Linked DNA regions of Homo sapiens: region 1 is linked to region 2. A link is an interaction called in ENCODE POLR2A ChIA-PET data of the cell type or tissue named here. Cell type or tissue: Panc1. All regions are shown on one strand. Each heading gives the region's core, and the rest is flanking DNA. Links, peaks and the distances in the headings are about the cores only.

Region 1 (16,590 bases), core at 4,535-12,534, 81 kb before region 2:
TATAGTGACAGGAAATTTTTTATCCTAGGACCTTCTAACTATGTCAATCCCCAACTACCATGTCATATTAGAATCCTAGAATGCTGTTGTTTTAGTCTATTCTTATACTGCTATAAAGAAATACCTGAAACTAAGTAATTTATAAAGAAAAGAGGTTGAATTGGCTCATGGTTCTGCAGGCTGTACAGGAAGCATAGCAGCTTCTGCTTGGCTTCTGAGGAGGCCTCAGAGAGCATTCAATCATGGCAAAAGGCACAGGGGGAACAAGCACCTCACATGACCAAAGCAGGAGGAAGAGCAGGAGGAGGAGGAGGTTGCACACACTTTTAAATGACCCATTCTCTGGAGAACTCTCATATTACAAGAACAGCAAGGGGGAAGTCTGCCCCATGATCCAGTCACCTTCAACAATGGGGATTACAATTCAGCATGAGATTTGGGCAGGGACACAGATCCAAACCATATCAACTGTACATTATGAAAAGTTCCAGGCAAGCCTGAGTCTTTTCCGAAAAGAAGCATGTAAATCCTTGCTCGTATATAAATAGAGGAATGTAACTACCAACCATAATAGTATGTCCCAACTTACTTCCTAACTAAGCTACAATGATTTCTAAGAAAATTCTGGTTCTATTATTTGAGAAAGGCACTGAACACTTAGTAGAAGACAAAGAAGCTTTGTCTCAATGAGTGGAACTATGTAGTCAGTCTGAATGAACAATGTTAATTCAGGGCTATGAGTCTTGGTCACTACTTAACATCAACATTGTGTATTACTGTCTTCTTCCTACTTACTCCCCATTATATTTTATGTGTATCCCTTAGAACCTTTTTTCACTGTGTTAATCAAGGACCTTCTCATTTGTTTAAAAGCGACTCAGCTCTTCCTCAGGCTTCCCTTAGCCCCAAGTGTATCCCAGAACTGTTGTACTTCCCTATTAGCCAAGTGCTCCCTCTCTAGTTGTATCCTGTACCTTCAGAGCAGTGCCAGAACTGAACAGACTATGGGAAGAGAGAATGGAACAAGCAAGCTGGTTAATTTAATGTTTTGCTGTTGGTCTCAGAAAGCCATCAGGACCACATGAAACTAACCACCAGACAGTAATAAGCTTTGAGGCAACTACCAAACTATCTCCATCTAATTCCTAGCCACCTTCCCAGGCTGAACTCAAATACTTCCTCCTTCATGAAACTTTCTCCAGTCATCTCCCAGCCACAAGTAATTGCTTCTTCTTCTAGAAAGCATTCTCTTTTTGTGTTGGCAACAGTCTACTTTGTGTTATGTGCAGCTATTGTGTATATGTGTTGGTCTGACTGTCACAATCTAAACTTTTTGACATTAGCAACTGAGAAGACTCCAGTAGAGGTTCCATAGTGAGTGAACTAATGAATGAATATATGCATGAACCAACCAATCTGTGATATCAGCTTTAAACAAAAATAACAATGTAGTTAGTAAATCTAATGATAATTTTCTTCATCTTACTATAGAATATAGTCTTCTCATAGGAGAGATTACCCAGAAAAAGGTGGGGTGGGGGCTTATTTACAGAAAGTAAGCTCTATATGAGATGGTAGTATGAGCCAGTTACAAAACAGTTTTGGACTTACTAGTATCTCACAATTTCTTTTCTTCCAAAATTATAAACTGTAGTTCTCTTTAATAATGGAATGTATAAACAGCATTTATCACTATTTGCTAACAACTGGCAATATATATTTTTCAGTGGTTAATCAGAAGCCCTTATTCAATTAGCAGTGTAATGGTATTGGGGAAAAAAATGGAGATTTTAAGAGATTTCTGTTTCTCTAAGAGAGCAGTCAGCAAACCAGGGCCCATGGGCCAAGTTTGGCACACTCTATTTTTGTAAATAAAGTTTCATAGCAGCAAAACCACACTCATTTATTTATTTATGGCTACTTTGCTCTACCACAACAGAGTTCAGTTGTTGGAACAGAGATCATAAGCTATACAGTTAACATTGTAGTGGCCTACAAAGCCTGTATAAAAAGGGCAATCCCAACGTTCATTCTAAAATCTTACCCTGGCGTTGGATTCAAGTCACCCCTCGGCGATGCATCTCGGCTATACAGGTCATATACAGTGTTAGCTGTGCATAGGGACAGAAACTGTTTTAGACTTTATGAAAGTTTCATGATGTGTTTCACATGACTTCATGAATTACATAGAGCATCAGAAATGTGTAAAAATTCCGTGAGAGGACATTGTTACTCAGCTATACTGATACAAGATAGCAAAGACACTAAACGGATTTGAAAGAGACAAAAAAGCTGAAATTGACCCTTAAGTTTTAAGTTTTTGTAATATGCATTTAGCTAGACTCATCATCAGTGTGGTGCATAGACAGTGCCTAATAGTAAATTGGTCACCTGCTTGAGTCTAGAGCCCTCATTTCCAAACTTAGGAATTTTCATTTTGGTGGTGGAGAAGTCTCTTAATATATTCGTTCTCATTTTCTCTTGACTTCTTTTTAGTTTATTGAAAAGAATGTAGAATTACTTTGCTCTTCTTAAACAGACATATCTCTTGAGATTCATTATTTTACCCAAAAAAATGCTAACTGTGAGCTTATGAGATGTCTAAGACTCCTGTACTCCTATAAAAGCCCGATAAGCTTTTCCTCTCAGTGTCTGTGAGGCTAATACTATTGTAAACAAAAAATACAGAAGGAAAAGTAAAAGCCACTCTCCTCTCTACACCTAATATCTCTCTCCAAAGGTTAATATTTCTGATTCTTTAAAATATATCTATATATATAAAACATTATAATATCTGTATGTGATATATAATCATATATACCTATACATGATCCTCTGTATCTGTGGTTCCATATCCATGGATATGGATGGCCAACTAAAAGGGACTTGAGCATTTGCAGATTGCGGTATCCTATTGCAGATAGCTCCAGGGGTTCTGGAGCTAATTCCCTGCAGATACCAAGGGATGATTGCATTTAATTATAATATATGTAAGAGAGATATGAGGTCAAAAATGAGTGGGATTCATTCAAAAGAAATGAAAGCATATGTTCTTAAAAATATATACATAATCATCACAGTTTTATTTGTAGTAGCCAGTAACTGAGCATCCCAGATGCCCATCAACAGGTGAATGGATAAACAATTGTGTATCCATACAGTGAAATTCTACTCAGCTACAGAGGGAAATGAATTATGGATACCACAGCAACATACATGAATCTCAAAATAATTATTCTATTTGAAAGAAGCCAGATTAAAAAAATATATGCTATATGATTCCATTTGTATAAAATCCTAGAAAATGCAAACTAATCTGTAGGCATAGATTGCCTCTGTTATACTGCGACCATCTACAAGTACAGGTGCCCTGTGGGAATTAGGGCTCAGGAAAGTGGCACAATGTTGATCCTCTGGCTACTGCTATTGCTCTGAGTAAAAAACTGTCTTTGATCTCCGACCCAAAGTTTCATATCTTTTTCCAGCATCCAAGCTTGTTAGTTTACAGATTCTTCACAATTCTTGACAGTGAGATATCGCTATACCCAAACCCACAAAATTAAAAGAAATGGCAATGGCAAGCAACACAAGGAAATGCTGCAATTGAAATTATACATTGATGGTGGGAGTATGTTAATAAGTTGGTACTCCATTTTGTAAAGTTGTTTGACAAGATGTATTAAAGGTATATAAAGCTATATATGCATGTTATCTAAAACCTCACAATTCCATTTCTGAATAGAATGTCCATGAGAAATGAGTGCTTTTGTTTATGAGAAGACAGATAAAATAAAGTTTTATCAGTTTTATTCATAATATCTAAAAACTGAAAACCATTCACATGTCCATCAACAGTGGAACTGATAAATTGTATGCAGCAATGAAAAAGAACACACTACTGTTACAACATCGTGAATATATTTCACAGATGTGATATTGAACAAAAGAAGACTCAAAAGAGTGCCTTCTGTATAAAGTATGTACATTGATATAAAGTTCATAGAAACAAAATGATCACACTTCTATAATTATAGAACTAAAGTAATGGTTACCTTTGGTAGGATTATTGACTAAGGGAGCTTTCTGTATCTTGGTCTGGATGGTAGTTACATGGATTTATACTCATGAGAAGACTTCAAAAAGTCCATGGAAAACATACTTAAAAGATACAAATAAAAAATATAAACTTTATTTCTCAACATAAGTTCCATCAAGTTCAAGACACCTTTGTAAGTGATGATACCAGCCATTTAGTTCATCCCTAAAGAACTGAGTGTCCTGGGAATTTAACCATGTCAATTAAGTCTTTTTTACATTATAAACTGAAGAAAAATGCATGCCTTTTACAGATTTTAATATTAAGAAACAAAAAAGTCAGAGCCAAATCAAGACTGTAAGATGGATTTCCCATCTAAACTTGCAAAATTGCCTTTGTTTGATGAGAGGAATGAGCAGGAGTATCATTGTGGTGGAAAAGGATTCTCTGGTGGAGCTTTCCTAGGTGTTTTTCTGCTCAAGCTTTGGCTTGCTCAAAACACTTTCATAGTAAGCAGGCGGGTCATTTTTGGTCCTCCAGAAAGTCAACAAGCAAAATGTCTTGATCACCCCAGAAAACTGTTGCCATGATGCTTGCTCTTGACTAGTCCACTTTTGCTGTGACTGGACTATTTCCACCTCTTGGTAGCCCTTGCTTTGGTTGTGCTTTGTCTTCAGGATTGTACTGGTAAAGCCATGTTTCATCCCATTACCATTCTTCAAAGAAATGCTCCAGGATCCGAATCCTACTCATTTTGTTTTAAATTTTCATTGAAAGCATTTCTCTTTTCTGCAGCTGATCTGGGGACAATGGTTTTGGCACCCATTTAGTGGAAAGTTTGCCCCCATTTTAATTTTTCAGTCATAATTGTGAAAGCAGAACCCATTGAGACATCTGTCATGTTGGCTCTTGTTTGTGCTGTTATCATTTGTCCTTTTCAATTGGGATACAAACAAGATGAATTTTTGTGGATGGTCTGCCACTGCAGGCTTCAACACTGTCTCATCCCTTCTTAAAACAAGTTATCCATTTGTAAACCGCCGATTTCTTTAGCGTATTGTCTCTGATATGATTTGGCTGTGTCCCCACCCAAAACTCATTTTGAATCATAGCTCCCACAATTCCCAAGTGTTGTGGGAGGGACCCAGTGGGAGGTAATTGAATCATGGAGGCAGGTCTTTCCTGTGCTGTTCTCATGATAGCGAATAAATCTCTTGATTTCTCATGGTTTTATAAAGGGGAGTATGTCATGTAAGAGGTGACTTGCTCCTCCTTGCCTTCTGCCATGATTGTGAGGCCCCCAGCCATGTGGAACTGTGAGTACATTAAACCTCTTCTCCTGTGTAAATTACCCAGTCTAGGGTACGTCTTTATTAGCAGTGTGAAAATGGACTAATAACAGTCTCCATAAATGTTTTGTAAAAATCAGTGATTTTACTATTCTTCCACCCAGGCTTCACCATAACTTTGCTGTTTATCCTTGCTTCAATTTTAGCAGAATTCATGTTGCTCTGATGAGGGCTTTTTTCACACTAATGTCTTGTTCTTAATGCCTCAAACTATATCCTGTTCAGACATCTTATAATAAGTTAGTATGAATTTATTTTGATGCAAAAAATTTTTGAAATTCATCCATAGTTTTTTCATAAGATGCATTTCAATGAACTTTTTGAAGACTCTCACATGTATAAAAATAATTAAGCTATACACCAAAGATTTATATACTCTATATATGTAAATCATACCAGTTTTTAAAATATATAAAATGTGGCAGGGCACAGTGGCTTACACCTGTAATCTCAGCACTTTGGGAGGACAAGGTGGGTGGATCACTTGAGGTCAGGAGTTCGAGACCAGCCTGAACAACATGGTGAAACCCCGTCTCTACTAAAAATACAAAAATTGGCCAGGTGCAGTGGCTGACACCTGTAATCCCAGCACGTTGAGAGGCTGAGGCAGACGAATCACGAGGTCAGGAGTTCAAGACCAGCCTGGCCAACATGGTGAAACTCCGTCTCTACTAAAAATACAAAAACTTAGCTGGGCGTGGTGGCAGGGGCCTGTAATCCCAGCTACTCGGGAGGCTGAGGCACAGAGAATCCCTTGAACCCGGGAGGTGGAGGTTGCAGTGAGCTGAGATCGTGCCACTGCACTCCAGCCTGGGCAACAAGGCGGGACTCCTTATCAAAAAAAAAAAAAAAAAATTACCTGTGCATGGTAGCGTGCACCTGTAATCCCAGCTGCTCAGGAGACTGAGGCACATGAATTGCTTGAACCTGGGAGGCGGAGGTTGCAGTGAGCCAAGATTGCACCAGTGCACTCCAGCCTGGGATACAGAGTGAGACGCTGTCTCAAAAAAAAAAAAAAAATTATATGTATGTAGGCCTGTTGTCTCTGCAGAAGGATTTTCTCTTTTCTTTGGTATAGAAATAGCAGTCCTAGGAAACATAACAAGATCTTTGTCTGAATTATCTATTTTAGTGTTGCTTAATAAAACCTAATAACTACAACAAATAGATAATTTATTTAAAATGTTTCATTTTATTGAGTATATAAACCTAAGATGAGTACCCAAACTGGCCAGAACTTTTTTTTTTGTTTTTTTTTCTAAAGCAGCAGTCTGTGTGTGGATTTTTAAAAAAATTTTTTTAAAAACAAGTATATTGAGTCTTATTTTATATATTATAAAATTCACCCATTTCAAGTGTACAATTCAGTAATGTTTAGTAAATGTAGCAAGTTGTGTAACCCTCACCATGAATCAGCTTTAGGACATTTTCATTACCTCAGAAAGATTTCTGCATCTATTTAACATTAATCCCATTCCCTCTCCCAGTTCCCAGGCAACCACTAATTGACAGAGTCTATATATTTGTATTTTCTGGAAATGTCACATAAATGGAGTCATATGGTATGTCGTCTCTTGTATCTGGCTTCTTTCACTCAGCATAATGTTTTTGAGGTTTATGACGTATATATATCAGTAGTTTCTTCCTTTTTATTTCAAGTAGGATTCCACTGTATGACTGTACCATATTATGTCTATTCATTTACCATTTGATAGACATTGTTTCCAATTTTGGTCTATTGTGAATAGTGCTGCTGTGAACATTTGTTTGCAAGTGTTTGGGTAGACATATGTTTTCATTTCTCTTGGATAGATAGATACCTAGGAGTAGAATTGCTGAATCTTATGGTAAGCTTATATTTAACTTTTTAAGAAATGCAAAAATGTTTTTCTAAAAGTAGCTGTACTGTTTTGCATTCCCACCGGCAGTGTACAAGGATTCCTGTTTCTCTACATCTCCTTTGTTACTGTCTTACCTTTAGCTGGTGTGAAATGATATCTCATGAGGTTTTAATTTGCATTTTCCTAATGACTGCTAATGTTGAGCTTATTTTGTGTATTGTTATCTATTCATTTATTCTTTAGTGAAATATCTATTCAAACTTTAGCACATTTTCATATTGGGTTATTTTCTTTGGATTTGTACGAACTTGTTGTATATTCTGGATACAAGTCACATCAGACATGTATTTGCAAATACTTCAGTCTGTTGCTTGTCTTTTTGTTTTCTTACTGGTATATTAGGAAATATAAAAATGTCAAATTTTGGTGAGGTCAATTTGTCAATTTTTTTTCTGATAGACCATGTTTTTCATGTCACTTTCCTCTTTATCTTTTTAATAGAAAACATACTGTTTATATCATGTATTATAAAACTGATTTCTTTACGACATTGGGGTTTGTTTTAACTCAAGTATTGGAAAATACTTCCTGAAATACTTAATATTTTTTCCCTCTTGTCCCTCCTCTTCCCCTACTCATGTTAAAAAAAAAATAGAAACAATTACATCATCCTAAATTGTTACATCTGTAGACTAGACCTTAATTGTTACATCTGTAGACTAGACCTTAATTGTGAATGATTTTTTTATTTACCACAATTGTCTTCCCATAATGTTAGTCTTTCTGGCTAGCAGAGTGCTTTAGATTCTTAAGCAGTACTTATCACTCATCCTTAAAGGAAGGGTAAAAGGTAAATATACCATCAGAGATCAGATAGCTCTGTCCTGGAGAACAAGATTATATGCTACTGGAGTAGTACATATTGACTGTGTTGAACAAAATACTTCATCAGAAAATTATTTCTTGTCAGTGTTGAACATAATACAAACAGACCTACTTTGGCCTACAGGGCAAGTCATATGTCAGGGAATAGTTTGTATTAGGTTGTTTTTTGTATCTGGAAACCATGGTTTCAGGATGCTCAGAAAGAGGCAGAAAAGGAAGCTATAAACCAAATGACTCAGTTATTTTCAACACTTAGTAGATTGTAGATTGAAAATTTTTCCAGAACGTAGAGAAATAAAATTACTTTCACAGGGAATTGCCCTGCTAAATGTATAATGTATGTAAATATTTGATAAAACCACAACCTCTGGTAGCTTAAATGATTACGTATCTAAACCATTTTTAAATTAAATTTTCTCGTCTCAGGAGGGTCTGCTCTTTTCATTTAGCTCTAGATACACATACTTTCCTTTCCTTTCTAATGGGTACATAGAAGTGGTTCCCTAAACTGGGGAGACTCCGATGCTAAATCTCTGGTGAACAGGAATAATTGAGGATTTCAAATATGAAGTGAGCTTGAAATAGGAAAAAAAAGTATATTCACACTTATTAAATTGTTCTAAGCATCTGAACGTCAAGGGCAGGATGGGGATGGGAATGATGAATGCCAGTAATAAAAAGCCTTATTCAGATCCAACTTTTAAACTTCTCATCTTTTTTAAACTTAATTTCTGTGTGACTAATATAATTATTTATTTTAGAGACCAAATGATGTTGAATAATAATGTGAAAAATATCATTTGAGTAACTTTTAAAAACCTGGGTTAATAATTGTTTAAATGGTCCTTGCCATGATACAGATTTCTCCCCAATTTGGGAAGAGGATCACCTTCTATTGCCTAAGCTCCTTAGCATCTTTTTAGGACCACATCTTCTGGCATGACCAGGAAATTTTTAGGGGATTATTTAAAATCCTTGAGGCTGCTACTGGATTGAACTGTAATGAATAAAACTATATATATTGTTCCATAATGCCAAGATTCTTGATTTTAAAAAGAACAGAAATGACTTGTGGCTTTTGTGACACTTTTGTGGGGAGAATGGAGTCAGCATGTATGCAAATATTTATGGTGAATTATTTTTAAAAATATTTTTCTAAGCTTTTAACTTACATATGACATAAATGGAAGAAATATATATAGTGAAAATTTTTAAAATCGTGTATTTTATTTACAGTATTAAAATAGAAGTTTGACTAATACGTTGGTCAAATAGATTCAGCTGCATACTTTTAAAAACATAAAGACTCCAACTAGTGAAGTTCATAGTTAAAATAGATAAAACAATTAACACTCCATGTTCCACATATGAGGATAGTACTGTTTGCTGAAAACATGAAAACTTTTAACTCAAATGATAAAGTGATTAAAGTTGAGTTTTGGCAGTCTGCAATATTAAGGCTCGGAATTTTCTGGAGTAGCTCAGTTTTCTGAATATAAACTTAGCTGTTCATACACCTTTAAATTAAAATTCTAAAATATTAAAAAGATTTAACAATGTGTTTTGTTTTCAAAATGTAAATTGCTATTGCATATTTGTTTTTAAGCCTGTGTGTTGGAAGGAAGTAGAAGACTCTTGTGGACTTGTGGTTGCATGGCAGAAATTATCAGAGTAGGCAGTCTACGGTCATCCTTGATGTCCAAAAATGAGATTGGCAGTGAATTAGAGGGATGTGGGAAGCAGGAAATGTTTGCTTGCAACAGCTGTCGTCAGTGCTTTGTGTGAGAATGAGAGGTCTATCAAGGAAACATACAAACAACAGAAGTCAGCTAAAATATAAACTCTGGCCATCTACATGTTAATGCTTGGAGCTTCATGTTTTCCTAAGAAAAGGATCTTAAGAATCAGGTAAATACAGAACGGGAATCTAGGGGGATTTAAGCAAACCCAATCAGAAACTTTTAATAGAGATTTTGCAAAAATCAAAAATGGGCTTTTCAGCAGTCAGAACGTTGGCTTTATGTATCAAGGGTATAAGGACAGCAGAATGGCTTCTTGCCCAGGCAGGAGCAAACATACAGTGTCATTCCAGGTTCCTTGCTCAAGTCAGCTAGAGTGACAATTTTACTACTATAATCTGTTTGCATTAGTGGCAACTGATATAAGAAGAAACAATTCAAACTGTCTTCCAAACTCAGTATAGAGTTATCTCTAAAATGTTGTATACCAAATGTCTGTTAGATTTCTTCTGCCCACTTGTAGTGTATTTAAATTATTTTAACTTCAAAAATGCATGTCAGTTAAATGCTGAGTTGTCCTCAGCTGTTACAACCTGATGAAATCTAAAAAAAAGCTGTTCTTTTTTTCTTTTCCCTGTTCCTTCTCAAAACAAGTCTTTTAAATGACAAACTTTGTGGATTTACTTTTTAAAGCTTTTTCTCTTTACATAAAAATTTTGTTATAGATTTGTTTTTCTGCTTTCTCCATTCATCTGAACTCACCTGATTATGTCTTATACTTGTATCTGGAAAGTGTTAGTTAAATATTATAGTATTTATTTATTTATTTATTTATTTATGAATGAATGAATGAGGCAGGGTCTCACAGTGTTGCCCAGATTGGTCTCGATCCCTGGGCTCAAGCAATCCTCCAACCTAATATCTTCCCAATATAATGTTAATTTAATCTGACAGAACTATCTCAAAAATTTTTGCAGTACAATTGCGTAGTAAGACTAGCGCTATAAGGTAGGAACGTATGTGTCCCTATAGAGCCGTCATTGGTGTTTGTATGAGATGATGATGTACAAGGCATTGTTGCTATAGCCAACTCCTTCAAAATAACCCAGTAAGACAAAAGTTAAGTTGTTGTTTGCTCATTGTTAAATGTAGCTGAAACATGAAATGTGCATATAATAATGGTTATTCGTTCATTAGACAAGTATTTATTGAGCAGGTACTATATGCCAGGCACTGTTCAAAGCACTTAAGTATCATCATTAATAAACAAAACAAAGATTCCCATTCTCATGTAGTTTACATTATTGCTGGGAAAAGTAATGTTAGTAAGTAATGTTACCCAGGCTGGTAATTTATAAGTAATTTATATACTATGCTAGAAGGTGGTGTATGCTATGGAAAAAAGGAAAAGGGGGATCATGAATATCTGAAGGAAGATAATAGAAACGTTGTTGAAGCTAAGCATATTATTTTAGTGATATCTGTTAAGCATTAAGAAAGCAAAACAGTGAGGAGGAGGAGGATCGTGCCAAACGGATTATGAAATCTAAGTAGGACCAGTCTGGAATTTAGTTCTACATTGAGTATCATGTGCAGGGCACTCTGATTTACTCTGAAGTGGTAGAGTAATGAAAGATGAATTGGGCATTTCTTTCTTGTTCTCAAGAACCTACTACAATCAGTGAAGGAAGGCAGACATGTAAACACCTACCTGAATAACACAAATTCTAAACAGCAGTATATATTTATGTGGTTGCTGAGAAGGAGAACCAATTAATTCTGACTGGGAGATTGATTAGGAAAGCAAGGAAAGTGCAGCCTAAGCAAAGTTTTGGCAAAGGGAAAGATAAGTTTGACGCAGTTTGACCAAGCCTTTTTATCAGAAAATGATATACAAATGGAAAAGATCCAAATGACTGTGAGGAAGAGTACAACTAGGTACAACTAGAAGAACAAAGGGAAACACCTAACAGAAGTTTGTGTCTCCTGGCTGATCTTTCCAATATTTGTCTCATATGCCTTTAAATAATCTATTTGAAAGGAGAAGAATTTTGAAAATGATGAAGCAAAGAGAAACTAAAAGAGGACTAGGGACAATGATTAATAAGAAAAAAAGGCAGTGGAAAATGATAGATTCAGATAACACCAACCATAATTTTATTGTAGTCCCAGATTAAAGCCATAGTTCCCCATTTACTGATTGGAAAGCTGTCTAAGCCCAACATCAGGACCCCAGAGCTATTGCATTTGATATTGAATATCGCTGCTTTTTTTTAAGGTCATTGTACTTCTATTTGGATTTTTGAAGGAATGAACTATTCACTCAGTTCAGTGATGGCAATATTTGTCTTTTTCTTCTAGTGTCATTTGTCTGAAATTGAGAAATGTGCTCATGCCAAAGCATATTTACTATATTTCTTGGTTTTGTGAAATAAATCAAGGCGATAGAATAGTGATGTTCATCTTCCTAGGTATTTCAATAGTAAAGATTAGCTTAACTTGTTAAAACCACACTAAACATTGATATTTTACAAACCACCAGCTTTTATTTAAATATAAGAAGTTAAACGTGAGAAACTAAACCTGTGGCTAAAAGTACTTGCCAGAAGATTTTTTGATACAAAAATTAAAATGAATTACATGACTATTATTTAATTGGAATATGTACTCCACAGTATAAGATCTCTCATAGTTTAATCTTTAAAATATTAGATGAGTATAATTTTTTAAAAATATATCTGTATTAGGCTTCTTTCTTTTTAATTTTTATGGGTCATAGTATATGTATATATTTATAGGGTGGGTGAGATATTTTGATACAGGCATACAATATGTAATAATCACATCAGAGTAAATGGCATAACCATCACCTCAAGCATTGATTATTTTTGTTGCAAACGTTCCAACTATTCTCTTTTAGTTATTTTTAAATGTACAATATTGTACATTTTGTTGTACAAAATTATTGTTGACTATAGCCCACCCTGTTTTGCTGTCAAATACTAGATCTTATTCATTCTGTCAAACTATATTTTTGTACCTTTTGACCATCCCCACTACCCCCACCCCAGCGACCCTTCCCAGCCTCTGGTAACCATCATTCTACTCTCTGTCTCCATGAGTTCAGTTATTTTAATTTTTAGCTCTCACATATGACTGAGAACATACAAAGTTTGTCTTTCTGTGCCTGGCTTATTTCACTTAACATAATGACCTCTGGTTCTATCCATGTTGCTGGCAATGACAGGATCTTACTCTTTTTTATGTCTGAATAGTACTTCATTGTGTGTATGTACCACATTTTTTTTTACCTAGTCGTCTGTTTTTTGTTTTGTTGTGTTTTGGTTTTTTTGGAAGGAGTCTCGCTCTGTTGCCCAGGCTGGAGTGCAGTGGTGCAATTACCCAGTCTTCTGTTGATGGACACTTAGGTTTCTTCCAAATCTTGGCTATCCTGAATAGTGCTGCAACAAACATGGAACTGCAGATACTAATTTTCCTTCTTTGGGGTATATACCTAGCAGTGGATCATATAGTAGTACTATTTTCAATTTTTTGAGTAACCTCTGTACCATTTTCCATAGTGGCTGACCTAATTTACATTCCTACTGACAGTGAACAAGGGTTCCCTTTTCTCCACATCTTTGCCAGCATTCATTATTGCTTGTCTCTTGGATAAAAGCCATTTGATAATATCTCGCTGAAGTTTTGATTTGCATTTCTCTGATGTCAGTGATGTTTAGCACCTTTTCATATGCCTGTTTGCCATTTGTATGTCTTGTGAGAAATGTCTATTTTTGCCCATTTTAAAATTGTGTTACTAGATTTTTTTCCTATAGAGTTATTTGAGCTCCTTATACATTCTGCTTATTAATCCCTTGACAGATGGATAGTTTGCACATATTTTCTCCCATTCTGTGGGTTGTCTCTTCACTTTGTTGATTGTTTCCTCCCTTGTACAAAGCTTTTTAACTTGATATGATCCTATTTGTTCATTTTTGTTTGGGCTGCCTGCCCTTTTAGGGTATTACCGAAGAAACCTTTGCCCAGACCAGGGTTCTGAAAAATTTCTTCAGTGTTTTACTTTAACAGTTTCATAGTTTGGGGTCTTAAACTTAAGTTTTTAATCCATTTTTATTTGATTTTTGGTTTTGGGTTTTTTTGACATAGGATCTCGCTCTGTCACCCAGGCTGGAATGCAGTGGCACAATTATGGCTCACTGCAGCTTTGACCTCCCTGGACCTCAACTTCAAGTGATTCTCCCACCTCAGACCTCGAGTAGCTGGAACTATAGGTGTGTGCCACCCACACCCAACTAATTTTTGGTTTGAGGGTTTTTGTTGTTGTTGTTGTTGTTTTTGGTAGAGACAGGTTTTCACCATGTTATGCAGGCTGGTCTCAAACTCCTGGGCTCAAGCAGTCAGCCTGCCTCGGTCTCCCAAAGTGCTGGGATTACAAGCATGAGCACTGTGCCTGCTGCTTGGGATGGCTTTGGCTATTTGGGGTCTTTTGTGGTTTCATATAAATTTTAGGATTAGTTTTTCTATTTCTATAAAGAATGTGATTATTATTTTGATAGGATTGCTTTGAATCTGTAGATTGCTTTTGGTAGTATGGACATTTTAATAATATTGATTGATTCCAGTCAATGAACATGAAATGTCTTTCCCTTCCTTTGTGTCCTCTTTAATTTCTTACATTATTGTTTTTTAGTTGTAGAGATCTTTCACTATTCTACTTAAATGTATTCCTAGTTATTTTATTTGTGGCTATCATAAATGAGATTACTTTCTTGATTTCTTTTTCATCTTGGTGGCTGTTGGCACATAGAAATGCTACTGTGTTTTGAATGTTGATTTTGTATCCTGCTACTTTACTGAATTTGTTTATTAGTTCTGTTTTTTTGTAAAATCTTTGGGTTTTTTAAAATATAAGATCATATCATCTGCAAACAAAAATAATTTGACTTCTTCCTTTCCAGTTTGGATGCCCTATATTTCTTTCTCTTGTCTGATTGCTCTAGCTGGGACTTCCAGAACTATGTTGAATAACAGTTGTGAAAGTGGGCATCCTTGTCTTGTTCTAGTTCTTGGAGGAAAGGCTTTTAGTTTTTCCCCATTCAGTATGATACTAGCTATGAGTCTGTCGTATATGTCTTTTATTGTGTTTAGGTATGTTCCTTCTGTACCCAGTTTTTTTAGGATTTTTATCATGAAGGGATGTTGAACTTTAGCAAATGCTTTTTCAGCATGAATTGAAATGATTGTATTATTTTTGTCCTTCATTCTATTGATATGGTGTAGCACATTGATTGATTTGTGTGTGTTGAACCATCCTTGCATCCCTGGGTTAAATCCCACTTGGTCATGGTGAATGATCTTTTTAATGTGTTGTTGAATTTGTTTTGCTAGTATTTTGTTGAGGATTTTTGCATCAGTGTTCATCAGGAATATTGGCCTGTGGTTTTCTTGTTTTCATGGGTCTTCATTTGGTTTTAGAATCAGTGTAATCTAGAATCATAGAATGAGTTTGGAAATACTCTCCTCCTCTACTTTTTTGAATAGTTTGAGTAGGATTGGGAATAGTTATTTTTTATTTATTTATTTATTTATTTATTTATTTATTTATTTATTTATTTTTATTTATTTATTTTTGAGACGAAGTCTCACTCTGTCCCCCAGGCTGGAGTGCAGTGGCACTATCTCGGCTCACTGCAAGCTCCACCTCCCGGGTTCACACCATTCTCCTGCCTCAGCCTCCCGAGCAGCTAGGACTACAGGCGCCCGGCTAATTTTTTGTATTTTTAGTAGAGACGAGGTTTCACCATGTTAGGATGGTCTTGATCTCCTGACCTTGTTTGTGATCCGCCTGCCTCGGCCTCCCAAAGTGCTGGGATTACAGGCGTGAGCCACCGCGCCCGGCCGGCAGTAGTTCTTTTTTAAATGTTTGGTAGAATCCAGCGGTGATGCCATTGGATCCTGGGCTTTTCTTTGCTGGGAGACTTTTTATTATGGTTTTGATCTCATTACTTTGTCTATTCAAGTTTTGCATTTCTTCATAGTTCAGTCTTGGTAAGTTGTGTATGTTGAGGAATTTATCCATTTCTTCAAGGTTTTCCAATTGATTGGTATATAGTTGCTCATAGTAGTCTCTAATGATCCTTTGAATTTCTGTGGTATCAGTTGTAATGTCGTTTTCATCTCTGATTTCAATTTATTTGGGTCTTCTCTCTTTTTTTCTTAGTCTGGCTAAAAGTTTGTCAATTTTATCTTCTCCAAAAAAAACTTTTCATTTCATTGATCTTTTGTATTTTTTGTTTCAATTTCATTTATTTCTGCTCTAATCTTTATTTCTTTCCTTCTACTAAGTTTGGGTTTAGTTTACTGTTTACTTTGTTCTTTAAGAAGCATCATTAAGTTGTTTATTTGACTTTTCTTTTTTTTTTTTTTTTTTTTTTGAGACAGTCTCACTCTGTTGCCCTGGCTGGAGTGCAGTGGTGTGATCCCAGCTCATTGCAACCTCTTTCCCCCAGGTTCAAGCGATTCTCCTGCCTTAGCCTCCGGAGTAGCTGGGATTACAAATGCCCACCACCACGCCTGGCTAATTTTTGTATTTTTAGTAGAGGCAGGGTTTCACCATGTTGGCCAGGCTGGTCTCATAAACTCCTGACCTCAAGTGATCCACCTGCCTCGGCCTCCCAAAGTGCTAGGATTACAGGCATGAGCCACTGCTCCTGGCCTCT
Region 2 (16,590 bases), core at 5,570-13,569:
TGTGATGGGATCAGAACCTTAGAGTTGGAAAGACCCTTAGAAAAAACGTCTTCTAGTGAATAAATAAAGAAGTTGAGACCGAAGTGGGTTAGTTGGTTGGTTTGTTTTGAGACGGAGTTTCTCTCGGTTTCCTGGGCTAGAGTGCAGTGGTGCAATCTCAGCTCACTGCAGCCTCCACTTCCCAGGTTCAAGTGATTCTTGTTCCTCAGCTTCCTGAGTAGCTGTAGCTGGGACTACAGGTGCGTGCCACCACACCAGACTAATTTTTGTATTTTTAGTAGAGACGGGGTTTTGCCATGTTGGCCGGGCTTCTCTCAAACCCCTTATCTCAGGTGATCCACCCGCCTCAGCCTCCCAGAGTGCTGGGATTACAGGCGTGAGCCACTGCACCCAACCGGAAGTGGTATGTTTTACCCAACATCAGGGTATAAGTAATCAACAGTTTTAAATTTTCATTCCTAGCTTAAAACTCTTCGTGCTATACTACCCTGTCCATAATATTTTTTATACATTTGAGTTTGAAATTTCTATTTTTTTCAAAATAACATAAACACATAGAAAATCAAAGAATGCTCAAAACCAGCAGTGCTCTTCCTCTACCCCACCCATCTTCTCTCCACAGGCAGCCACTTTTACCTCTTAAGGAAGTTTCTCTGATTTTCACCTCCATATTTCTAAATACTATTCGTATACTGCTAAAATTTTTATTAGTTTACAAATTATCTATTGCTTCTTATTATGGATGATGGGAATTATAGTTGTTTCACCTTCCTTCTTCCTACCACCATCCCAATACAATTATTGCATGATTTTTGGCTGAATCCATATTATATATAGTATTTTCAGTATTAATACTGTGCAAATACATCACTCTGGCGCCAAGGATAACATTTCCTTCTTGAACGATTTTGTTTTTCCTAGGGGTTTATGAAATGCCTCATTTTAAAATTTGCTTATTTTTCTTCAAATCTTTGGCTAAGTCATTTCATAACCCTTAATGTAGTTTTGTAAAATTTCTGTCAGTACAGTTTTCCACACTTACAAGTTACATTTTTTACCCTGGAGGCCTCCGTCCTAGAGCCCTCCATCGAGCTCAGTCTGGACCTAGGACACTCTGAAGGCTTACCACCTTGTTCTCCTGGGAGTTCCTGTCCCTCCTCTTTTGTGTTTCATCTCATGTCATATTCTTTCTCGATTTTATTCTTCATTTTGGTGGAGCATATCTTCCAGTAGCTTCCTAACAAAAAATGCATAGGACATAAATTTTTTGATACTTACTGTTTCTAAAAGCATCATTATTCTATGCTTATACTTGCTTATTTGTTTGACACAGTATATCATTCTAGGGTAAAAATTATTTTTTCTCAATTTTGAAGGCATTGCTCCATTGTCTTGAGCTTCCAATATTGCTACTAAATACTCTGATACTATTCTTATTCCTAATCCTTTATATATACCTTGTTTTCTCTCCAAATGCTTTTAGAATCCTTTTTATCACCATTGTTCTTGAGTCTTTTTCATTTATTCTGTTGGTACCTAGCAAGCCCTGGAAATATTCTTTAATTCTGAGTAATGCTTTTGTATTATGTATGATGATTTCCTCACCACCATTTCCTCTATTTTCTCTTTCTACAACTCGTATTAATAAAAAATTAGATTTCTGGCTGGGCGCAGTGGCTCATGCCTATAATCCCAGCACTTTGGGAAGCCAAGGTGGGTGGATCATCTGAGGTCAGGAGTTTGAGACCAGCCTGACCAACATGGCAAAGCCCCATCTCCAAAAAAATACAAAAATTAGCCAGGTGTGGTAGCATGTGCCTGTAGTCCCAGCTACTCAGGAAGCTGAGGTAGGAGAATCCCTTGAACCCAGGAGGTGGAGGTTGCAGCTAGCCAAGATTGCGCCACTGCACTTTAGCCTGGGCAACAGAGTGAGACTCCATCTCAAAAAAAAAAAAATTAAATTTCCTATACTGGTATGATACTCTCATTTTCTTAACTTTTCTGTTTTCTATACTTTTGTTTTTTGGTTTTTTAATCCACCTTTGAGAGATTTCTTCAACATTACTTTCCAATCCTTTTACAAAAAATTTATTTTTGCTCTCATAGTTTTAATGTGTAACAGTTCTTCCTTTTCTCCAGCTGTCTCCTTCTTTTTATAGCATCCTGTTCTTGTTTTATGGACGCAATGTATTCTTTACTTAGGCACTGAAAAAACTGATTAGAAGCTTGTGTGTGTAGAGAGCTTGACCATAGAACATTAAGATGATCCGCCCTTTTTTTGAAATGCCCAAAAGTCAGTATTCCTAAGTTTTTTTCCTGGGCTGTTCAAATTCTCTAGCAAAGAATCCTCCAGTCTTCTGACTGGAGAGTATATGTCTTGGGTGCCAGCATTTTGGAGCTGGGCAGGAAAAGAGGGCTGGAGCTTCACTGTTCACTATCAGACATTTATTTAAGCCCCTTGTTTTCAGTCCTGCACCTGATCTCTACCTTGCTCAATGTGTGGTGTCCCTAAGTCTAGATTCTCTCTTGTTTAATTTCTCTAGTTCTCTTTCCTGTGGGTGTTGGGGAAGGTAGTCACCTGGCTGGGCAGGGCAGGGATGGGAATCTGGGGATCTAACTTCTTACATAAACTTCATATAAATTCTGTGTTTTCAGGTCCCTTCACCCTTCTCTTCCACAGTACCTGGTGTTTCTAATTCCTATGCTTTGTGGAAGTTTTACAGATGGTCTGTAATATTGTAAGGTTCAAATTTTTCATAGAAATACACTCCAGCTCCAAGCCAGAAACAGCATGTTTTCCCAGATACATTATTAATTATTCCTACTCAGTAGTACATCCTCATCTATAAATGGGCTTCTGCAAAATCTGAGATTTCCGTCAATTCATTGCGAAGTCATTGTAGCTTTAAAAGACATCTCTGTTTTTTTCTAAATATCTCCTGTGTAAACGGTCTCTATCCTCTTCTTTAGAACAGTTAGAATCCCTGTAATCCCAGCACTTTGGGAGGCCGAGGCGGGCGGACCACAAGGTCAGGAGATCGAGACCATCCTGGCTAACATGGTGAAGCCCCGTCTCTACTAAAAATACAAAAAATTAGCCGGGCGTGGTGGCGGGCGCCTGTAGTCCCAGCTACTCGGGAGGCTGAGGCAGGAGAATGGCGTGAACCTGGGAGGTGGAGCTTGCAGTGAGCTGAGATCGCACCACTGCACTCCAGCCTGGGCGACAGAGCAAGACTACGTCTCAAAAAAAAAGAACAGACTAATATCTATCTTAGAAATACACAGATGTTAAAGTGCTTCCAGCACTTCAGTTATTCAGTCATTCAGTTATTCAGTTTAGATATACATTTGAAGGACCTATAGTCCAGGACTGAAGATAAATCAGTGAACAAAACAGACACAATTCCTGCTGTTATACAGTCCACATTCTCATGAGAGAAAGACAATAAACAAATACATATATAGTATGTCAGAAGATGATAAGTGCTAAGATCACAGAGAATTAATTCTCCTCACTTTCTTACATCTTATTCTTTCTCTCATCAAGAGAAGTCCCAAGATGTTCATGTTCAATATTTGGAAAACATTACATGTCATAAGTAGGAAATTAGTGGCTACTGTTTATACTTATTTGAGGCATGATTACATGTTAAATTTCATGATTGTGTCTTCCTTAAGCAAAATATAAATTAATCTAGTTGCACCTAGACATGGAATCCTGTTCAGCTTATAACATTGTATCAGAAGTAGCCACTTAGCTTAAAACTGAATGTTATCCCAGTTATTGTGCTACGTGTTACAGTTCAGCTACACAAAAGTGTTCTGTAGACGCATAGAGCAGAAGCCTGCAATCTTGCTGCTCACCTATAGCAAACCAGTAAGCAGAAATTATCTTTTAAATAGGATTTTCAAATTAGTTAATGTTTTGATGAGGTAGACTAACATGAAAATTTAAAGTGTTCTTGAAAAATCTCTCAATTTGACATATTCTTGGTGTCATTTCTTTGTATGTCAGTAATTATCATTGGTATTTCATAACATTCTTGCTCTTTCTTGTGCATCTAGTTAACTGAGAACACTGGAGAGTTTTTGTCACAACTTTAGAACTATTTCATTTATTGAAGAAATACTTTCCATTTGAAGCAAAGATTTTGATAGGTTGGCATCTCTCGAGCGTGTCTCCACTTAACATTACATATTTCTTCTAAAGCATAATCACAGTAGAGGGACAGGGAGATCTCATTCAGGGCCTTTCCTGGATATGTGAATTTAACTCCAACAGAGATTTCTCTAGGTTTTGAATCTGTTGTGCCCCTGTGGTAATACACACAAAATTCACGAGACAAGGAGAAGTTGGCCTCCCTTTATGGAAGGCTTAATGTGTGTTATGGGCTTAGTGCTATTTACCTTATATTTGCTATATCATTTCTTCATTTTTACCTTAACCCTATGAGGTACATCATTATCTCATTTTACAGATGAAGAAACAGTGACTTCAGTGATTAATTTTTTCAAAGTCATACTGTTAATAAATAACGAAGTGAGGATTCAGAGTCAGTATCCTCCCCTGTAATGTGAATACTATGGTTATCCCCATTTTACAAATGAGGAAATAGAGGCTCTGAGGTTAAATAACTTGCTTGAGACCATAAGCTAGTACATGACTGAGTCAAGATTTAAACTGAGGCAGGCAAAGTCTATACTCTTAACCACTGCACGAAGCTGCTTCTCTAGTGTGACAGGAAGGAATTTAGTTTAGTGTTATTTCGAAAAATCCATCCATCATTTAAGGTGGCTTCACAGCAAGAAAATTATAATGAAGATGTACTTTCAGTCATTTTGCTGACCTAAAATTCTTCTTCAAAAAAGGTTTTTATGCAACTAGAATCTCCCAACACATTAAGCAAGTTGTCACTGACAGTCCTTAGATTAAGAAGCTAACATATCTGAAATGAGTTCATTAGAGAAAACAGCTAATTTTAGGAAGTGTCACAGAGATACAAAAAGCAAAGGTTTTTTTTCCCAAGGAAATCTATGTAAGAAAAAAAGTAAATGTCATCCTTGCCAAGAGACAAGTTCTGTACTATACCAGGGGGTGTCAAATGATCATGGTTCCTGAAATTGTTGCAGTCACTATTAAAGCTGTCAGCCAAAGAAGTAGTCATTTCAGTAATCCTTTAATATTGAGCATTTTGAACATAATATGGAAATGTAAGCCAGAAACATGCACACACACACACATACATACACAGAAAATGAAAAACAATAATGAAGAATAAGATTTTATTTGTGTTGTAGTGATTATTTTTAAAAATATTTTCATTTAGTAGAAATGAGATCCAAACTAAACAACACATACCCCATAGATGATGTTTTATAAAATTTGTCTAGGGCTTTTCTTCTCTAAAAATTAACACTGACGTTTTACTGTCAGACCCAGATTTCATCTACATTTGGAACACTGAATATGGGAAAACAGCCTTGTTGTTTATTGTTAATTTCTATGTTGTTTTTATTTTCTACCTCTTCCACTAGAATGGGTCAGTGTTTAAATGTTCACCACCATATCCCCAGCTCCTACACAATGCATGGCACATAAATATTTGAATGAAGAAATTCTAGTCAATTCTCTGTACTGAGTAATCTTTCTAAAACATTTGTTTTTTGCTACTTAAAGCCATCAAATAGCTCCTCCTTGCCCTTGAATGAAATCCAAACTCCCTTCTTAAAATATCATAAAAATTGTAATGAAAGGACCTCTGCTTTTCCCAGGACCGGTTATTTTAGACTACATAATTCTTTGTGTGGGGTGGGGGGCGGGGGGCGGGCAGGGGCAAGGCGGATGTTGTCCTGTCTACTATAGGATATTTAGAAGAAGTGACCTTGACCTCTGTGCTACCAGTAGCACTCCCTCAACCTCTAATTAAGACAACCAGAAACGTCTCCAGAAATTGCCAAATGTTTCCTGGGGAGCAAAACCACTGCCAGTGGAAAACCTCGCCATGCCCTATCTTCCACCATTCCCCACTCACTTATATGCTAGCCACACTAAAATTGATTTCAGTTCCTTGAAAGTAAAAAGCTATGTCTTGCCTTAGGGCCTTTGCATACTTTTTTCCCCTGCCTGGAAAACTACCACACCTTGGTTCACCCCTTGTCCTTCTTCATGTCTCAGCTTAAATATTGCTTCTTCTAAAAAAGCTTTCTCTGGCTCTCCTAAATTACCTTAAGGTGCCCCAGCTGTGTGTTGCCCTAGCACCCTATGTTTCCTCTCTTCTATCACACTATTATTATTACTTGTTTAATTGCCTCTGTTTCCTGCTAAACTGTGGAGGGCAGACAGGGGTCATAGCTATATTACTCATTATTATAGCTTTAAAACCTAGCACAGTGCCTGATATACAATGGAAGTTCAATTAATATTTGTGAATGAATGAAAATGTTAGTGTTTTCTATTAGGAAATCTTGGAGTATTCAGCTGGGTACTTATACATGATAGTGGTTCCCAACCAATTTATAAGGTCAATTCAGAATCAGATTCATGTGTTCCGGGAATGAATCTTGTTTGAGAATCTGGAATTCCACCAATCCTCTAAGACAAAGTTTCATAAACTGTAGATTGAATGTACTTAGACTGTTTATGTGTGCCAGATCAGCATCTCTAGGAATTCCAGATGAACTAAATAAATTAGCCGCTTTTCTTTAAAATTTGTATTTGTTATCGGCCCTAACCTCCTTTGGCTCAAGTAATCAGTAATGTATAATTGAATAGTAGCAATATACAGGATACAGCTGTTTAGATCTAGAATTATAACAAAGATAAACATTATCCTGATCTCAGCTACAGCTAATTAAACAACAGGGCTCTGACTACGAGCCATTGAGGCATACTGTAAAGCCTAAATCAAAACGGTGTGTTTCTAGTATGTGAATAGACAAGTGGAATAGAATAAAAAGTTCAGAATTAGACCCAAGGACATGTGGACACTTAGTGTATGATGAAGGCAGTATTTCAGATCATTGGGATAAAGGTGGACTTTTTAATTAAATGGGCTGAGACAACTAAATAACCATATAGATAACTCATATCTCACACCATGCACAAGAATAAGCAAATGGATTAAGGATCTAAATATTTAAAAATGAAACCATGCAACTAATGGAAGAAAACTTAGTAACTTTCTCTTTAACCTTGGTGAAGAGAAAGGCTTTCTAGGATCTAAAGCTAGAGGAATAGAAGAAAAGATTGACAAATTTGGCCACGTGAAAAAATTTTACCAGCCTGGGCAACATAGTGAGACCCTGTTTCTATGAAGAAAAAAAAAATTAGCTGAGCGTAATGACAAGTGCTTATAGTCCCAGCTACTCAGGGTGCTGAGGTGGAAGGATTGCTTGAGCCCAAGAGGTATGGGCTGCAGTGAGCCACAATCATGCCACTGCACTCCAGCCTGGGTGATAGAGTGAGACTGTCAAAAACAACAACAACAACAACAAAAAAAAAACTTCTAATGTTGCATGACCAAAAAATACCAGAAACAAAGTCAAAAGACAACTGATAAACTGAGAGAAAATATTGACAAAAGAGCTCAAAAGTACAGGCAACAAAAGGAAAAATAGACAAATGGAATGACATGTAAACTAAAAACCTTTTGCACAGCAAAGGAAACAGTTAACAAAGTGAGGAGACAATTCACAGAAGGGGAGAAAATCTTTGAAAACCATACATCTGATAAGGAGTTAATATCTAAAATATAAAAGGAACTCAGACAATTCAATGGCAAAAAACAACCTGATTAAAAAAATGGGCAAAGGACCTGAACAGACATTTCTCAAAAGAAGGCATACATGTGGCCAGCAGGTACATGAAAAAATGCTCAGCATAACTAATCATTAAGGAAATGCAAATTAAAACCACATTGAGATATCATCTCACACCAATTAGAATGGCTTTTGCCAAAAAGACGAAAGATAAGTGTTGGCAAGGATGTGGAGAAAAGGGCACTCTTTACGTTGTTGGTGGGAATGTAAATTAGTACAGCCATTATGGAAAACAGCATGGAGGTTCCTCAAAAAACTAAAAATAGAGCTATCATATGATCCAGTAATCCTGCTTCCAAGTATATATGCAAAGAAACTGAAATCAATGTCAAAGGGATAGCCACACGCCCATGTTCATTGCAGCATCATTTGCAGTAGCCAAGATATGGAACCAAGCTGAATGGATTCTTTAAGTGTGTTATTTTTTTAAAAAAGCAGTTTGGAAATTTCTCAAAGAACTTAAAACAGAGTTACTGTTGAACCCAACAATCCCATTACTGGGTATATACCCAAAGAAATATAAATTGTTCTATATATAAATATAAAGACATGTGTCCATGTGTTCATCGCAGCACTTTTCACAATAGCAAAGCCATGGAATCAACCTAGATGCCTATCAGTGGTGGCCTGGATAAAGAAAATGTGGTACATATACACCATGGAATACTGTGCAGCCATTAAAAAAAAAGAATGAAATCATTCATGGTTTTTTTTATTATACTTTAAGTTTTAGGGTACATGTGCACAATGTGCAGGTTAGTTACATATGTATACATGTGCCATGCTGGTGTGCTGCACCCATTAACTCATCATTTAGCATTAGGTATAACTGCTAATGCTATCCCTCCCCACTCCCCCCACCTCACAACAGTCTCCAGAGTGTGATGTTCCCCTTCCTGTGTCCATGTGTTCTCATTGTTCAATTCCCACCTATGAGTGAGAACATGCGGTGTTTGGTTTTTACAGCAACATGGATGCAGCCGGAGGCCATCATGCTTAGCAAATTGATACAGGAACAGAATACCAAATACTGCATGTTCTTGCTAATAAATGGGAGCTAAACATTGAGTACACATGGACACAAGAAAGAGAATAACAGACACTGGGGCTCACTTGAGGGTGGAAAGTAGGAGGAAGGTGAGGATACTACCTGTCGGGTACTATGCTCACTGTGGGTGACAGTCATCTGTACACCAAACCCCAAGCAATTTACCCATTAACAAACCTGCCCATGTACTTTCTGAACCTAAAATAAAAGTTGGAAGAAAAACAGAATTTTAAAACATGGTATGTGTATGTGTATATGTGTGTGTGTGTGTGTGTGTGTGTGTGTGTATTCATTGTGTGTGTGTGTTTGTATAATAGAATACTACTTAGCCTTTAAAAAGAAGGAAATCCTGTCTTTTGCAAGAATAGGGATAAAACTGAAGGACATTATGCTAAGTTAAATAAGCCAGAAACAGAAAGACAAATACTGCATGATCTTTCTTATATGTGGAATCTAAAAAAGTTAAACTCATAGAAGTAAACAGTAGAAAGATAGTTACCAGAGACTGGGAGTGTGAAGAAGGAAGGAATGGGAGAAGTTGTTGATCACAGGTGATCAACAACTTCTCCCTTGTACAAATTTTCAGATAGATAGGAAGAATAAGTTTTAAGATCTGTTACAAAGCAGGGCAACTACAATAATATATTTCAAAATAACTAACTTTTAAGTGTTTCACCATAAAAAATGATACAATAGGGAGGTGATACATGTCAATTAGCTTGGTTTCATCATTCCACATTATATACATATATCAAAACATCACATTGTACCCCATAAATGTATGCAATTATGATTAGTCAATCAAACATAATAATTTAAAAATCTACCACTTGTCAACTTTTAGCATAGTATCAAAGAAAAACATCCACCTTCCCTTCTCCAACATATGACTGGCATTTCGTCTTGTACTTGAATCCAAAACAGTTTCTTGGAGCATACTGAATGCAGAGGCAGATTTGGGAGTCTATTGCAAAAATTTACACAGTGCCACTTTCTGAAATGTTTGCTTTGAAAAATAGTTATTTTCATAAAACATATTCTTAGATGTCAGCATGATAGATTTATTATTTTTTTAATGAATCAATAAAAATTTTAAGAAAAATTATAGCATATACTACAGATAAAGAGTTAATATCTCTTATATTTAAAGAACTCTTTAAAATTGAGGAAAAGACCAAAACATGATGAAAAAATGGGAAAAAAATAAACAGACAACTCACAAAAAAGATTAAAATGGCCTTGAAACATTTTGAAACATGTTCAAACTCATAACTAAAGAAATGCAAACTAAATCAATACTGAGATACCAGTTTTTTACCTATCAACTAGCAAAAATTTTAAAACATGACAATTTAAAAACTATTCTGTTGTCAAGGCTGTGGGAAAACAGACACTCTCATACTGGAGCACGCCTGTCAACACCATTTTTCTGAGAGCATGTGTTTGCTTCATGTCTCCATGTCACATTTGGTAATGCTTGCAATATTTCAAACTTTTTAATTATTACTATATTTGTTATGGTAATCTGCGATCAGTAGTCTTTGATGTTACCATTGTAATTGGTTTCAGATACCATGAAGACAGCAAATTTAATAAATGTTTTATGTGTTCCGATGACTCTACTGACCAGCCATTCCCCCATCTCTGTCTCCTTGGGCCTCCCTATTCTCTGAGACACAATATTGAAATTAGGCCAATGAATAACATCATAATGGCCTCCAAGTGTTCAAGTAAAAAGAAGAACTGCACATCTCTCACATTAAATCAAAAGCTAGAAACAATTAAATTTAGTGAGGAAGGCATGTCAAAAACCCAAAATAGGCTGAAAGCTAGGCCTCTTGCACCAAGCAAGTAATCAAGTTTTGAGTATAAGGGAAAAGTTCTTGAAGGAAATTAAAAGTGCTGCTTTAGTGAACACATGAACAGTAAGAAAGCAAAACAAGCTTTTTGCTGATACAGAGAAAATTTTAGTGGTCTAGTTAGAAAATCAAACCAGCCACAAAATTTTCTATAAGCCAAAGCCTAATCCAGAGTAAGGCCCTAACTCTCTTCAATTCTATGAAGGCTGAGAGAGGTGAGGAAGCTTCAGAAAAAGAGTTTGAAGGTAACAGAGGTTGATTCATGAGGTTTAAGGAAAGAAGCCATCTCCATAACATAAAAGTGCAAGGTGAAGCAGTACGTGCTGATACACGAGCTGTAGCAAGTTATCCAGAAGATCCAGCTAAGATAATTGATGAAAGTGGCTACACTTAAACCATAGATTTTCCTTTTTTTTCATTGTTTTACTTTACATCTTTATTACATATTTTCTGAGACTTTATTTTAAAAAAAAAATTTATTCAGGATCATAATTTGCATGACAATAAACAATGGTTTCGTGGGTTCCAAATTCTTAAAGGTGACCATACCAATTTAAAATACAAGTCATCTTTTTGATTTGCAGCACCTGACTTAAAATATAATTCATCTAATGCATTCATTAAAAGTGTCCGTTCTTTTATAAGAAAGATATGTTTTAATTGCTGTTTTCCAGACTGTTAAACATGGGTATATATTATTTTTAATTGGTTAGCAGAATTTTACTCACATAATTTATAGCCACAACAAGAGCCTCTAGCCTCTCTGAATGGACTTCCACTGAGAACAATGATGATAATAAATATCTAAAATGTAGGCGGAGCGCGGTGGCTCCTGCCTGTAATCCTAGCACTTTGAGAGGCCGAGGTGGGTGGATAACCTGAGGTCAGGAGTTCGAGACCAGCCTGGTCAACATGGTGAAACCCCATCTCTACTAAAAATACAAAAATTAGCCAGGCATGATGGCGCATGCCTGTAATCCCAGCTACTTGGGAGGCTGAGGCAGGAGAATTGCTTGAACCCGGGAGGCAGAGGTTGCAGTGAGCCGAGATGACACCATTGCACTCCAGCCTGGGCAACAAGAGTGAAACTCCATCCCAAAAAATAATAATGTATCTGGGGTGTGCCCCTACTTGACATTGCCAAGTGTGTTTCCAAATATTCTTAGAAAATATGGTTTTTAAACACATGCATAATATTCTACCACATGATGCATTATCACTTCTTTAACCATTTATTTCCTAATTGTTTATATTATTTGCAACTTTTTGATATATAAATAACATTGTGATCCATACCTTCATTCATAAGTTTTATGCAAGACTGATTATTTCTTTAGAATGATGTCAAAGAAGTGGCTTACTAGTATAAACAGTGCAAATGGTCTAAAGGCTTTTAGTGTACTTTACCAAATAATTTCCAGAATAGCTTGAACAAATCCCACCAACAGTATGTTATTGTGCCCACGAAGTGGACTTGATAACAGTGAAGCAAATTCAACCACAAATCTATTAGATTCTCATCCATCTCTAAACTGTCATGTCAAAGAAGCAAGGTATTCTTCTTCGTATTACTGGTGAGGAAGCCAAATTGGAATGCTTTTTAAAAATCACTCAGCATTAGATCAGTAAAATAATCAACAGAAATGCTTCCCACAAAAAGATCTGGGTTTTTCAAAAAGAATTAAGAAGAGAGGGAAAAGTCAGTAGCAAATGACCAGAATTTTTTGTCTAAATTCTATTTCATACGTAGACAATCTCTCCTATTTATTTGACTTTGGCAATAAAAAACCAAACAACCTTGTACAGAACAGTGAAAACGCCAAGAATGAAGCCTACAGTTTTACTGTAAGATAAGAGTGTGTGTGTGTGTGTGTGTCTGTGTGTGTGTGTGTGTGTGTGTGTGTGTGTGTGTATTTATTTATATTTAAAAGACTTCTCTCCATTTGGCGGTATCAACTCTCAGTTCCAGCCGTTAAATACAGACGTATTTTCAAAACTACATATTTACTTCTTCAAGATCTTCGATGCTGTCATCATCCACCTCTGGCTGTTTTTTCTGAATGATATCAATTATGCCATCTGTAGAGTCTTCCTGAATAATTTCATCCTCCCCTGTTACCGAGGTACCACAGGAGAATTTTTGAGCAGAAAAATCTTTGTGCTTCTTTAAGATCAACTTCAAAAGTTGCAAAGCCACACACTGTTTTTACATATTTCTTCTTTGCTCTGGGAATTTTGGCTATAATAACCTTTTATGGTACAGTCTCCTTTTTTGGTTTTATTTGACCCCTTCCACCTCTCTTCTGTTTTTTCTTCTCCCCTTCCCCTGCTATTCCTTGACCCTTACTAATTCCACTTCTTGATTGGGTGAATTTTCTACAGTAAGTTTTTCAAATTCATTTCATTTAGCAACAACAGGCATATATTCACAGTACCCTGTTGGTAATGAACAGACTCTGCAATAAAGGACTCAAAGTGAGTAATCAGCATCTAACTTGGCACTGTTCCTTGGGCCTCCTTTGCAATCAGCCCCACTGGATTTAGAAATGCCAGCAGCCATTTCACAAACCCAGGTGGTCACACAGGCCCCGCTGCCTCTACTTCTACCACTATGGCCAGTTGAAGTGACATACAGCTTGTCTTCCCTGGCCAGGGCCACCCGAGAGCAATGATAGATTCTTAATGTAGACAGAATAGCCTTCTGTGGGTAGCTGGTGCCACCTAGGACTTTCATAGCTAGAGAGAAGTCAATGCCTGCCTTGAGAGCCTCAAAAGACAGGCTGACACTCTTGTTAGGGACTAATGTAGCTGGTGACTTTCAGTTAAAGCCAATGTTCATTTACCATTCCAAAAATTCTAGGGCCCTTAAGAATGATGCTAAATCTACTCTACCTGTGCTCTGTAAATGAAGCAACAAAACCTGGATGATAGCACATCTGTTTACAGCATGGTTTACTGATTATTTTAAGCCCACTATTGAGATCTACACAGAAAAAAAGATAACTTTCAAAATACTACTCCTCATGGACAATACATCTAGTCACCTAAGAGCTCTGATGGTGACATACAAGGAGATTATTATTGTTGTCATGTCTGCTAACACAACATTCTTTAGGCCTTGGATCAAGGAGTAATTTTGACTTTTAAGTCTTGTAACTTAAGAAATACTTTTCATGAGGCTAGAACTCCCATAGATAATGATTGTTCTGATGGATCTGGGCAAAGTAAATTGAAAAGGATTTTCAAGATTTTCATCTGGAAAAGATTCACCATTCTAGATGCCATTAAGAACATCTATGATTCATAGGAGGTCAATATTAACATTACTAGGAGTTTGGAAGAAATTAATTTTAACCATAATGGATGACCTTGAGAGAGGTTCAAGACTTCAGTGGAGGAAGTAACTGCAGATATGGCAGAAATAATAAGAGGACTAGAATTGTAAGTGGAGCCTGAAGATGTGACTGAATTGCTATCATCTCTTGATAAAACTTGAATGGATGTGGGGTTGCTTCCTATGGAAGAGCAAAGAAAATGGTTTCTTAAGATGGAATCTGTACTTGGTAAAGATGCTGTGAGCATTGTAAAAATAACAATAAGGGATTTAGAATATTACATATACTTCGTTGATAAAGTAGTGCCAGGGTTTGAGAGGATTAACTCCAGCTTTGAAAGAAGTTCTCCTATGGGTAAAATCCTATCAAAGAGTATCACATACTACAGAGAAATCTTTCATGAAAGGAAGAGCCAATTAATGCAGCAAACTTTATTGTCTTATTTTAAGCAGTTGCCACAGTCACCCATCCTTCAGCAATCACCACCCTAATCAGTCAGCAGCCATCAACATCGAGGGAAGACCCCCCTACACAAGCAAAAAGAGGATTCACTGGAGGCTCATGTGATCATTAGCATTTTTAACAATAAAGTATTTTTAAATTAGGGTATGTACATGTTTTTAGACATAATGCTATTGCACACTTAATAGATTATAGTGTAAACATAACTTTTATATGCACAGGGAAATCAAAAAAATTGAGTGACTCACCTTATTGCTCTGTTTGTTTTATTTTGGTGACCTGGAACAAAACCCACAGTATCTCCAAGGTATGCCTTTATACGTACTTGTATTTCTTAGCTCTGTTCAGTGAGAACCCAAAAACAATGACACATCAATACAATAATCACAACTGGTGTCCACATCTTTTTTCTTAATATCATTCTCCAATAAAAAGAACAGAGGCTTTTTAGAGAAGTAGATGATCCCAGAGGCAGGGAAAATACAAAATAAGTCTAGAACATCTTTTGGTGCCAAAAAGCAAGAACTTGCTCAAAAAAAGATAGAGGCTTCTTGAAATAACACAGCAGTCAACCTGAAGGAAATCCTAGTGACTAAAGCTGGAACAAATTGAGCAACAAAATTAATATAGTATTGAATTATAACCAATAGGATAAAATAAGCCCATACTTATTAAATCAATAATAAATAAATAAATGGGAGATAAGGGAGAACTCTTTCTTCCAATAGGATTCTAATTAATAAATGTAGAAAGAAACAAAGAGGGGAATAGAAAATCACTATTAGGCAAACACTCAGGAAATACTGCTGCAGACAAGATCCACTGATAGATACTAAAATTAATGGGCAAAAGTTTAAGGAGAAACAGGATTTGCATAGCCTCAAACATCTCCCTTAAGATATTTATTAACTACAAAGGGAAAGATGATAGTAGAAGAACCTAGCAGAACCTTAACAAAGTGATCAAGGGCAACATTACCAGTTGTGTTAGGCCATTCTTGCATTGCTATAAAGAAATGAGACTGGGTAATTTCTAAAGAAAAGAGGTTTGATTGAATAGTCCTGCAGGCTGTATGAGCATGGCATGTGTCCAGCTTCTGAGGAGGCCTTGGGGAGCTTTCATTCATGGTGGAAGGTGAGATGCTAGCAGGCACATCACATGGCCAGAGCAGAGCAGGAGGTGGGTTGGGGAGGTGCTACACACTTTTAAATGACCAGATCTTGTGAGAACTCACTCACTGTGGTGAGGACAGCACCAAGCCTTGAGGGATCTGCCCCCATGACCCAAACACCTCCCTCCAGGCTGCATCTCCAACATTGGGAATTACATTTCAGTCTGAGATTTGGGCAGGGACAAATATCCAAACTCTACCACCAGTAGAAAAACATCACTATCATGAACCCTGTGATATGATCCACAAAGAGGGATAAAACACTCTTTTTCTGGTATTCTTGACAAAAATTCTCAGTTACATCATGAGAAAACATCAGACAAACCCAAAATGAGAGTCATTCAACAAAATAACTGATCAGTACCCTTCAAAAGTGTCAAGATGGCCGGGCACGGTGGCTCATGCCTGTAATCCCAACACTTTGGGAGGCCGAGGTGGGCAGATCACAAGGTCAGGAGTTCGAGACCAGCCTGGCCAATATAGTGAAACCCCACCTCTACTAAAAATACAGAAAAATTAGCCGGGCATGGTGGTGTGCACCTGTAATCCCAGCTACTCAGGAGGTTGAGACAGGAGAATCACGTGAACCTGGGAGGCGGAGGTTGCAGTGAGCCGAGATCGCACCATTGCACTCTAGCCCAGGCAACAGTGCGAGACTCTTTCTCAAAAAAAAAAAAAAAGTGTCAAGGAAATAGAAGACAAAGACTAAGGATCTCTTACAGACTCCAGAAGACTAAAGAAAAATAACTAAATACAGTATGGGGTCCTGGATAGAATCCAGGAACAGGAAAAGACATAGTGGAAAAACTGTAAAATTTGAATAATGTCTATAGGTAATAGTATTGCCAATGTTAATTTCCTGGTTTTGATAATTTTGCTATGGTTATGTAAGATGTT

Evidence for each region. ChIA-PET counts read pairs that join two places held together with the same protein. Peaks named below come from ENCODE experiments on the same cell type or tissue, not always from the same donor. Only the 100,000 strongest peaks of a DNase experiment are listed, where the experiment ranks them.
Region 1: POLR2A ChIA-PET joins it to region 2 with 13 read pairs; 2 of 35 experiments call an interaction of 5 or more read pairs at or near these places.

The regions. Positions count from the first base shown.
Region 1 is chr17:63,239,621-63,256,210 of GRCh38, forward strand. All of the region lies in intron 8 of TANC2 (tetratricopeptide repeat, ankyrin repeat and coiled-coil containing 2), which reads left to right. Among named protein-coding and RNA genes, the nearest start is that of CYB561, 200 kb to the right of the region's middle. In Panc1, for the core only: no CTCF peak of the experiment used is centred there; no DNase peak of the experiment used is centred there; H3K27ac peaks cover 580 bases.
Region 2 is chr17:63,319,255-63,335,844 of GRCh38, forward strand. All of the region lies in intron 11 of TANC2 (tetratricopeptide repeat, ankyrin repeat and coiled-coil containing 2), which reads left to right. It also overlaps the pseudogene DENRP3. Among named protein-coding and RNA genes, the nearest start is that of CYB561, 120 kb to the right of the region's middle. In Panc1, for the core only: no CTCF peak of the experiment used is centred there; no DNase peak of the experiment used is centred there.